2 separate regions of the Homo sapiens genome follow, and region 1 is linked to region 2. The links are chromatin loops, found by intact Hi-C in ENCODE. Cell type or tissue: HepG2. All regions are shown on one strand. Each heading gives the region's core, and the rest is flanking DNA. Links, peaks and the distances in the headings are about the cores only.

Region 1 (5,385 bases), core at 291-5,290, 79 kb after region 2:
CAATGGAATCTAAATACTGATTGGATATCAACCATCACCTATTTAAAGATACACAAACAAACTCTCCTTTAACAGACTGAACGTTTACATCATTTATTTATTTTTCTTTTGAAGTCATTTTCCATACCACTTTCCCCAGTGAATTTTATCTTTATGTAATACATTTTATGCATGAAGGTGTTATGGACCATTATATCATGATTCTCTGCTACAAAATATGTATATACAGTGATATTTTAATTAAATTTTTTCTTCTAGCCATCAAGCTATAAATTTTAAAATACTGACTGAATTATTTTTATGACTATTAATAGTACCAATTGGTCAAAATAACATAAACATATTATGTATTTTGATAAATAATTTAAAAAGACAAATTTTTATTGAAACTGCATCTCCTATAAGATGGCTGGGACTATATATATTTTTTTAGTTCAATTAAATTTTATTTCAATTGAATTGTGGATACCCCCGTATTGCTAGAATGAGACAAGGGTTCAGTATAATTTCTATTCCTAGTTTTAATTTTCATAAATAAAAACACTAAAATTTTCTTTAGTAAATAAGATGAGAAGGAAAAAAGTTTTGTTATAGCAAGATTTCTCAATCGTCTAAAATCCTGATGTATACCCAACCTAATAATAAAAAATTACTTTTAATGATCCATTAACTGTCAATTCAATTAAATCTTTCTTCAATGTGGCTGAGAGAGAAGTATTGGAAATTTAGTGACAGGCACAAATGGTTTCCAGTTCTGTTTGGCATCCTTGAGGTCTTTATGCCCTTGGGCCATGCACTTTTGGTAAGATTAGAAAAGAAACACGTATTTTTTTTTTTTTTGTAAGAAGGGAGAAATAAAAGAGAAAGTGAGAAATAAGAGTTTGTTCCTTTTCAATGAGATTTCTCTCAGGTAACGTTAGTTTTAGGAAAAACTATACATAAAAGTTGAGGATCTGGAAGTTGACTTACTTAAAACCTCCCTTGACATATCTTTTGGAAAGTCCTTGTATATTACTGGAGGCACCCGTATTCCAGACCACTGGTGTATTTGACCTCCTGTAGAAAGAACACGTTCAAAACCAGGTCACCAGATAGGTGCAAAGCCAAAGGCAAGGAATAACAGCACAGAAGGAGTAGTCACAAAACCAGGCAAGATGAGAGTGAGGAGGAGGGGACACACCAGCCAGGGAGAAATACCTGAAGGCCTTTCACACTGAGAGAGTTGTGGACTTTTTATGTGGTCCTGTACAGGCTTCCCGAAGTGGACCAGGTTCATTGAAAATGGCCAGAAAAACACAAGATCACCATAAGGTGCAATTTATCAAGTCTTCTTAGTATATTACATCACTATCATTTATTTATATGCCTACTGTATATGTCAAGATCTAAGATGGCCAAGAATAAGATGATATCCTGGTCAAGACCACAGGCTTTACAGGCAGAGCACTTTACTTATTTGTTTGTTTTTTTATTTTGAGACGGACTTTAACTCTTGTTGCCCAGGCTGGAGTGCAATGGCGCCATCTCGGCTCACTGCAACCTCTGCCTCCTGGGTTTAAGGAATTCTCCTGCCTCAGCCTCCCGAGTAGCTGGGATTACAGTTGCCTGCCACCATGCCTGGTTAATTTTTCGTAGAGATGGGGCTTCACCATGTTGGCCAGGCTGGTCTCGAACTCCCAGCCTCAGGTGATCCACCCACCTCAGCCTCCCGAAGTGCTGAGATTACAAGTGTGAGACACTACACCCGCCCTCCTTAATTTGAATCCCAATTGCAACTAGTTCATGAACTCAGGCAAGTTTCTTAACTGTTTTAACTATCACCTTGTCATGTCTTCTAATAATTGTACCTAGCCCAGGTGGTTATAGTAAGAATTAAATACAATAAGTAAAGCTATGAACACAATGCCAGGTCATTCAACATTTATTCAACCAAAAATACTAAGTCAGCTCTATACAAACTAATGGAAGGATACAGCTATGCAAATATAGAAGAACACTAAAGTGTTACATGACAGATGTATGAGGTAGGTATTATTTTCATGCGCGTCCGTGTGAAGAGACCACCAAACAGGCTTTGTGTGAGCAACATGGCTGTTTATTTCACCTGGGTGCAGGCGGGCTGAGTCTGAAAAGAGAGTCAGCGAAGGGAGATAAGGGTGGGGCCGTTTTATAGGATTTGGGTAGGTAAAGGAAAATTACAGTCAAAGGGGATTTGTTCTCTGGTGGGTAGGAGTGGGGGTCGCAAGGTGCTCAGTGGGCAGGAGTGGGGGTCGCAAGGTGCTCAGTGGGGGAGCTTTTTGAGCCAGGATGAGCCAGGAAAAGGACTTTCACAAGGTAATGTCATCAGTTAAGGCAAGGACTGGCCATTTACACTTCTTTTGTGGTGGAATGTCATCAGTTAAGGTGGGGCAGGGCATATTCACTTCTTTTGTGATTCTTCAGTTACTTCAGGCCATCTGGGCCTATACGTGCAAGTCACAGGGGATGCGATGGCTTGGCTTGGGCTCAGAGGCCTGACAATTATTAATCCCATTTTACAGGTGGGGAAGAGGAGGTTACAGGAATTTGAGCTATGTGCTTATGGTTACCAGCCAGTAAGTGACAGAGCACAGACTTGACTCAGAACGTTGGACTCCTTGTAGCCTCTTCAAGTGTGTAGTGACAGCACACTGCTGGGTCCCGTAGACTAAAATATTATGCATCATTCCAGCTGAGAGAACAGTTCTGGACGTACATTCACCACTGACTGCCTGCAGCCAAGCCTTTTGGTTCCTGGCCTCTAAATGTCTCGTCAGCTCTGTGGGCCAGGGAGAACATCCTCCTAAGCATGAAGGGCATTCCAAGGTCAACAAAGCACTTCAGGCTCCATAAAGAAAGCAGCTATATAAATGGGGGTTCTTGTTAAGATAATAAAGCTCAAAAGGCCACTTTTAAAAAGAGAGGTCACCTGGAGGGTTACCAGGAAAAGCCAGATGCCCCAGATGTGCTATTTAACCTCCAGTTTTTATAAAATATACACATACTATAGGAATGTATGTTTAATTATTTTACTTTTAGAAAATGATGACTCTAACATTGTTTAAATAAATTAACTCAATTCCTATTATTAGAAGCAAAGTGTCTTGCATTTTACAGGTGCTGAGTCTGGTAGGAATGGATTAACCAGAGGCTCATTAAATGTATCACCACTGTTGGCCAAACCATATAAACTCTTTGGAGTATGAGATGGTTCCAACCGTCTACTGTTGTGCATTAATAGTGGAGAGTGCCTCAGTGTATTTCCTTGTTTTGAATAAATTGTGGTATTAAATTCACAGCCTTCCTTCATCAGAAAGGGAAAATGATTTGACCTTCACATTCTTCAGAGCTGAACTCAAACTTTGGAGGCACACTTCAAAGCTCTGTAAATAATATGAGTAACACTTTGGACCCTTCTGGGGTGGGAGGGAAATTCCCTTTCTGAAGAACACCCAAGTCTTTAAAAAGAAATGGTCAGGTTTAAATATCTCACTATTTTTCTTGTTTGAGACTCCATGCTGAGGATTTTATTTTCCTTTGCAAAGCTTATGCTGCCCAAGCTGCTTTCTCAGAGGTCGGCTGGCGTTGGTGCTCAGGGCCTGCTTGCAGATTTCGCTGGAACAAGTTTATTTGTAGTATAGCCCGGGGCGGGTTGAAGATTCCATTATGATGCGGGAGGCTCCCCTAGTTTGGAATATCAATGGCACTTCAAAGGGCTGGAGCTGTGAATTAGCAGCCAGGCTTCTTCTCAGGCCCTAGAATAGAATAAAATAACACGAAGAGATGTGTTTCAAGATAGAAAGAGTGGAGTATTTTCTTCTAGGGCTCTAATTGTAAAGTGGGCACTCCAAGTCTTCATGGATATCCTGGCGTCTCTCAGGGCACCGGAGGCTGTCATGGATTTTGCAGAAACCCCTCAGATCTCCCCGACTGAAATCTTAAACACAGTGCTGGGCACTTCCCATTCTGCCAAGTTCTCCAGCTTCCTTGATGTTAACCCCTACTGAGCCTTGGAAAAAGGGTAACTCAAAGCTGTTTAGCCTAATTTATTTATTGCCAAAAGGCCAAACACCATATTAATTTCAAGGTTTCTCAAGTATTCTATTTTCCTAAAACTTCACCTTCTTGTCTTCTCCTCCTCTGTCTGCCCTACGGTGAAAATAGGGGAGAAAGGAAGTTAGGGTTTTTTCCTCATGTCTCTAATGTGAATCAGCAACAGTCTGGCTACAGTCAGGCAAACAAAACAAAAGAAAACTGAAGACTGAGCCCTCTCATCATTTTGCTATGTGATTATGTTTAAGTAGCTCCAGGAGGACAATCAATTTAACTTAGAATATACTGAAGATTTACAGCTCTAGGAATTGCCACTCTGTGCTTATGCTTCTCTCTCCAATTGTATTTTTTTTAAATGAAAAATATGCATAGTAGTAAGGCCCCAGATTGCATGAGTACAGGTATAGATCTGTGCCTGGCTAATTGTCATGGTCATGGTTATTCACCCAGTCCTGGTGATTTTCTAATGCCTTGAACATAGTTTTGGCTGCTCCGACTCCTCTTCTTTAGGAAAGGTCTACACTTCCAAAAGCAAGATAGGAAAGGGGAAAGTACTCTGAACTGGGACTGGGGGTGATCACCTGACCTCACTGGTCCGTGATTTTTCTCATCCACCCCCCATCCCCCCCACTACACACCTCCTGGCTTTCTGTTGACTGGAGTTCAGTGGTGTACCCACAATAGACTTGATGACCCTTTAAAAATGGGGTTGTCTCTGGTTTTCATTCATTTATGCTGTCTGGCTCTTTCTGCAGGGATTTTGATTTGCAGCCTCTGGCCCAGAATCTCCCCTCTAGGCCTTCACCCTATGGGTTTGCCTGGAATATTCTTTCTCTCTGTTTACTTGGTTGACTTTACAAAGATTTTTTTGTTTGACCAAACTTTAGTTAGCTTCTTGAAACTTCTCCTAGGCCCATCTGTGCACTTTCTTGTAAAATCCAGCTTTAGCAAAGAACGCTGCTAAGTCAGTTTAGTGAGAATCCTCCATCTTCAATATCGGATCCCCTTGCTATCTTATTGGGTTCTTCAACCTCCATCATCTCCCGGGTGACATCTGATTGCCCTGGTCTTTCTTCAGCAAGAATCCTATTAGGTCAGTTTAGCCAGAACATACCTCACGCCTGATGTTTTCTCTTAGTAATTTTCTGTCCACTAAGCCCCACCCTGCTTCTTGGTCATAAATTACCATTTGTCCATGCTGTATTTGAAGTTGAATCCAATCTCTCTTCGCCACTGCAAAATCCCATTGCCACGGTCCCTATATCTATTGCCAGGGTCCTGATAAAGTCTGCCCTACTATGCTTTAACAAATAT
Region 2 (5,385 bases), core at 176-5,175:
TACTGTGCGATACTGTATATTAATATATATGATTTTCCTACCTACTTTTGATCAGGTTTATAGTAAAATAAAGTAACTTCATTATATACTTTGGAAAATGATGCTAGAGTAATAACCAACGTGTTGGCATTTGAAGCCAGTGATGTACAGCTTATAAGTATCTATTAGGAGATAGTTTGTTTTTTAAAAAATGTCTTTAAGATTAGACTTAGAGGTGGCAGCCCTCATCTATTCAGCTGGGCTACACCACAAATGAAACTCTAGGGAATGGAACCTATTTTAGATTCGGTTGCAGGAAACATTTTTTTTTTTTTCCCGAGATGTGTCAAATTACGTGCGGAAGTTTCTAGCTTAATCTTTCAAAAGAGAGTGTGCCTCCTCCCCACCCCCAATCACATCACCTCTTACCTTAATTTACTAAAGATAACTTACTCTCTATCAACCACCTATATGTCTTGTGAGTCATATTGATCTCAGACATGTGATGCAGTCCTTGGCTAAGATAAAACTGCTTTAATGGTATCCTTCCCCCTTCTGTGTATTTCTAAAGATACTTAAGCATGCAGAGGACACCACAGGCCCCTTTCCCCATCAGGAAAGCGTGTCTAGGCAGCTTACAATAAAGGACAAGTCTTCCCACAGCCTCATCAATACCTTGATAGCTCCGGGCTAATGGAATCTTGTGACTTTCGGTTCTCATTGATAAGAGGTCCTGATGTAGACATTGATGAGTGGGACATTCTCTGTTCGGATACACATCTTACAGCTTGCTCCATAGAACATATTTTCAGGAGGAGGTCAAAACTACCACATTTCTGGCTGTAGCTCTTTCTTTAAGTTGGAGAGAAAATAATTTATTTTGTTTTGTGATCATATGCAGTTTTTTCCCTCATTCTCATTCTGCTATAAAATTAGAGGGAGATTTCCCCAAACCTAGAAAAAAATGTTATTCTTAAGTGGAAAATGTTGACATTTGCTCCATATCCATTTCTTTAAAGATTTAAGTAGCTTAGATTTTCTTTTAATTCTAGTGGCTAACATTAGTAGCAGTTACTACACGTGAAGTGCATTACTAGGCAGTTTACATACATTACCTCACTTAGTCCTCCCAACAACCAGATGGGATCAGGTGGGAACTAATATTATCCACATTTTGTGGATGTGAGTTGAGGATTGGGAGGATTAAATATCTAGTTCAAGATCAGCTGCCTAGTAGGTGGTGGATGGGGATTCAAATCCAACGGTGACTCCAGTGCTTCTGCCACTCACCCTTTGAGTGTGCTGACTTCCGGGGGTGTTCTGTTCTCAGGTGGGTGTTTAGTCTTAATTAATGTTGTGTTCTGGCAATAGCAAGCTGATTTCTCTACTGATTCTTTTCGTGGGGCTGGAGGGGTGTTCCTACTCCATTTATATTAAGAACTCTAATTAGAAAAGACAACATTAAGCCTTGATCTGACCTTGTGGCATTACAAAAATGGCTAAAGTATATAACCAAGTGACTGGCAAAACTTGATCTCACAACTCCATGTTGGAATGGTCTTAATACAGGAGTTTCAAATAATATCATTTCTGTTTTTTAAAATGATTTTGCCTTACAGAAAGCTACACATATTTACCCCTCAAGATCATGGGCTTTCTCATTTATGACAACTCTACCTCCTGATTTCTGACAATACTCAATGACTTAAATTCTTTTGGTCAATTTGAAATTACTTATTTATCTCACCGGCCAGAAAAAACAGAATGTGTTGAGGCACTATGGAGATAGTATTTGGAAAGCTGAATGTGGATTTCACATGTAAGGAGGGGGCCAGTGAAGATCACTGGAAGGACGTTTGGAAATGAGGGAAAGACCTTTGTAAAATACTACCGGGGACTTTGAGAGATAGAAACTTTGACTACTTGCTTTTTGTCATGGTTTGCTTGAACTCTTTCTCTAGGATCCTGTTAATTCATTTGTTTATTAATAGGTTAGGTTCCTAAAGATGTTCAGAAGTACCAAGTGACTGTCGCCACTGCTGTTGGTGGTGGGAACAGCTGGCACATTGTTCACCTTGGCGTGTAGTTACGCTCCTCTCTGTAAAAGTTTCTAAGTAAAGGAGCTTCTGCAATGACTGGTTTCCGTTGACAGGGTATCAGCATAGAAGGCATTTGATAAGGCTGTTTCATGTCAAAGAAGCTTCCCACCCTGTTATTTTATTTAAAGAACACTCTTGACCATTTGCTAACAATAGTTTTTTTCTAGAAGCTTCTATAGAATAGATGATTGATCAACAGCTACTTAATAAACATCCTTTAACAGAAAAAATGGCTTAGATTCCTAAAAATGGGTACCTTTGGGGAATAAAAACATCACTTATAGGAAATGTGGAAAAAAGTTCTGAAAGAGAATTTTGAGGGAGACATTCATGGGAAAGGCTGTTTGAGTTAGCTGCCCTTGGGAAGCCAGGAGCTGCCGTCAGGCCTCATTATCACCACTGGGTGTCACTCCAGGCAGCCCCTTAGCAGCCGTCTAGTCAAGGTTAAAATACTGCTAAGGGAACACAGCAAAACAAACCAAAGGAAAATAATGAGAGAAACAAAAAAAGGGCCTAAGTCTCTCAACATGTATCAGGATTTTGAATGAGGCAGAAGAAAAGCACAATGCTAAAAAGTGACATCAGGTGGCATTGTGTTTTGGGATGAAGCTAGGAAATTTTACAAATTCAGCCTTTTTCTTTTTTTTTTTTTAAATTTAGAGGATATGCCATATCACTCAGTTCACTGAGGTGAGAGCACCATTAGACCAAAGCCCAGCCAGATTTTTAACAGCATGATATTAATATTTTTAAGGATTTTGATCCATGTGGCCTAATTGGTTTCTAGAAAGGTCATACCATTTTACAATAAGAGGGAAGAATTTTTCCCCCCTCTGTTTACTTGCAGGATCAGCAGTATACATGGGCGGATTATCCCGAAAGACCTATGTTCTTGTCTCAGCCTTTCATTATAGCCACATAAGAGCAAGCGATGGGTGGCTAAGGTAGTGGTTCTCAACCTTGGCTGTGCATTAGAATCACTTGGGGAGCCCTTTGATATCCCTTGGCTTTCCTCTCTACCTATTTTATCTGAGAATTTGTGGCTGATCCCATTTACATTTAGACCCTTGCTCTCTATCCCTCTGTGATCCAACTCCAGTGTGCAAGGTACAGCCTGGGGGTAGTGAGATTAAGAAACAGAGAAGAAGAAGAAATTAGGTAGTGATTTCTTCTTCCATTTCCTTCCTCACAACAGATTCCCACAGATTGAGAGGTGGACTTGGTAGTAGGGTCGTCAGCCACAATTCCATCTTATTTCCCCAAAGGGCTCTCATGTTCCTCACCCACACCATCAGTCCCAGCTCCTATTTTTTTCTGATGCTTACAGAAGTTCACCATTTCTCTCTATAAAGATCTTCATCTTTTTTTGGAAAAGTGTAAGTAACGAAAATGAAGGAAGATACTTTCTCTTATTATAACACATCTAGTTTTAGAAGATTTCAAAAATATTAAAAAAGGAAAGAAGAAAACATTTCCTGGTATTAAGGTAATATTGATATCAGGTACTTCAACTTTTTCCTCATTTGTGTGATTATCATTTCTTTGTCATCAAAAAATCTTCAAAACATGATTTTTAATGGCTGCCTTATATTCATTGAACTGATGCACTGTAATTTAAGTATTTGTCCACTGCTGGACATTTAAGTTGCTTCAAATGTCCCCCTATTATACATGACAAGTGTAATTGTTATCTATTGCTGTGTAACTAATCATTATAAAATGTAGTGACTTACAAGGACAAGCACTTGTTATCTCATAGTTTCTGTGGTTCAGGAACCTGGATGGGCTTAGCTGGGTGCCTCTGGCTCAGGATCTTGGCCCTAGAATCTTGAGGTATCCACCAGGGCTGCAGTCTTATCAAGGCTCTACTTCAGGAAGATCCATATGAGCTCATCCTCATGGCTGTTGGCAGGCCTCTGGCCCTCACTTGTCATTGGTTGGAGACTTCGCTTCTTTGCCATTTGAGCCTCTCCACAGGACAGCTCACAGCATGGCAGCTGGCTTCTCTCAGAGTAAATGAACCAGTGAGAGACAGTGAGAAAGAGCACCCGAGACAGAAGGCAAAGACTTTTTGTAACCTAATCTGGGAAGTGACAGCCCATCACCTCTGTCATAATCTATTTACTAAATCCAGCCCACACTCAAAGGGAGGCAATTACCCAAGCAGGTGAATGCCAGGCATCGTTGGGAGCCATCTTAGAGTTGGCCTCATAGTAAGAGAGTGAACATCCTGTGCTGCCTTGAATATGATTACTACTGGACATGTATTATTAGAACTTTGTTTCCAACTTTTTGTTAATATGATTGCTGCAAAGAAGTTTTTTTTATGTTATTGAATGTTTTACATTACTAACATTTTTACAAAGTTTATTGAACATTTTAAAAGGGTGCACAGCATTCTGAGTGACAACCTTGATAAGGTTTCTAGCCATATAATATTTATATTTGTAAGAAATTTGATACATATTGCTTAATTGCTTTCCAGAGAGGTTGTACTATTTTATACTAAATGAGAAACATTTTCCCCCATCTGCTTCCTTGCAGTATCTGCAGGATATATTTCTCAGTAAACTTCAAAATACCTGTGCACTTGCTTCAGGGCCAGAAGGCAAGAAAACAGGCTGGATTTAGTTTTGTATTAGGTTAAGAAAGGTGAGAAACACAATTAGGATAGAGAGTTGAGAGAATCACTTTTTGCAAAGTGAGAAAAAAAATGAAGTAGTCTTAAAACTTACTCTGGGTCTCATGTGTGAGTCTCTGGGGTGGTGTGGGTCCCCACGTATTTTATACTGGCAGAAATCTCCAGTACTTGAAATTTTTAATTTCAGTTCCTTTGGGACCCATGTGAATATTTCCTGCTTTTGGCCTGCCTTTCCCCTTGTCACTCCACTGTATTTGAAGGTACAAATGGAGAGGAGGCTCTGAAAACAGAAATCCTGACAGCCACTGTCCAGCAGACAGAAGGAAATGAGCAACTCACAATTCAACTACAGTAGGAGCCATGTATTTCTAGAGTTTCACGTTGGCATTTGTCTCACTTAGGAATGCTTTTGGCTGCATGTAACAGATAACAGAAAACCTGACACTGATTTTTGTGATGCAGTCATTTAATAACACACTTAAAAAGAAGACAGAGTTATTTGGTTGCTGGAGTTGTTGGTCTGGCTACTCTCCAATGTTATAATGAAGCCCAGCTCCTTCCATCCTTCTGCTCTGCCATTCTTGGGTATTTTTGGCCTTCTGCTTGTTGTCTCCTGGTCACAAGAAGGTTATCATAGCTTCAGGTATCGTGTCTGAATCCAAAACA

Evidence for each region. Hi-C counts contacts between places; a loop is a spot of excess contacts. Peaks named below come from ENCODE experiments on the same cell type or tissue, not always from the same donor. Only the 100,000 strongest peaks of a DNase experiment are listed, where the experiment ranks them.
Region 1: a loop joins it to region 2, with 2.5 times the contacts of the local background. A loop is called at or near these places in 17 of 110 quality-filtered maps.

The regions. Positions count from the first base shown.
Region 1 is chr4:83,847,983-83,853,367 of GRCh38, forward strand. No RefSeq gene overlaps it. Among named protein-coding and RNA genes, the nearest start is that of GPAT3, 310 kb to the left of the region's middle. RefSeq lists enhancers at 1,870-2,481, 2,482-3,093. In HepG2, for the core only: no CTCF peak of the experiment used is centred there; a DNase peak (open chromatin) is centred at 3,399; H3K4me3 peaks cover 1,063 bases.
Region 2 is chr4:83,768,825-83,774,209 of GRCh38, forward strand. No RefSeq gene overlaps it. Among named protein-coding and RNA genes, the nearest start is that of GPAT3, 240 kb to the left of the region's middle. In HepG2, for the core only: a CTCF peak has its summit at 2,485 (motif pointing right); no DNase peak of the experiment used is centred there.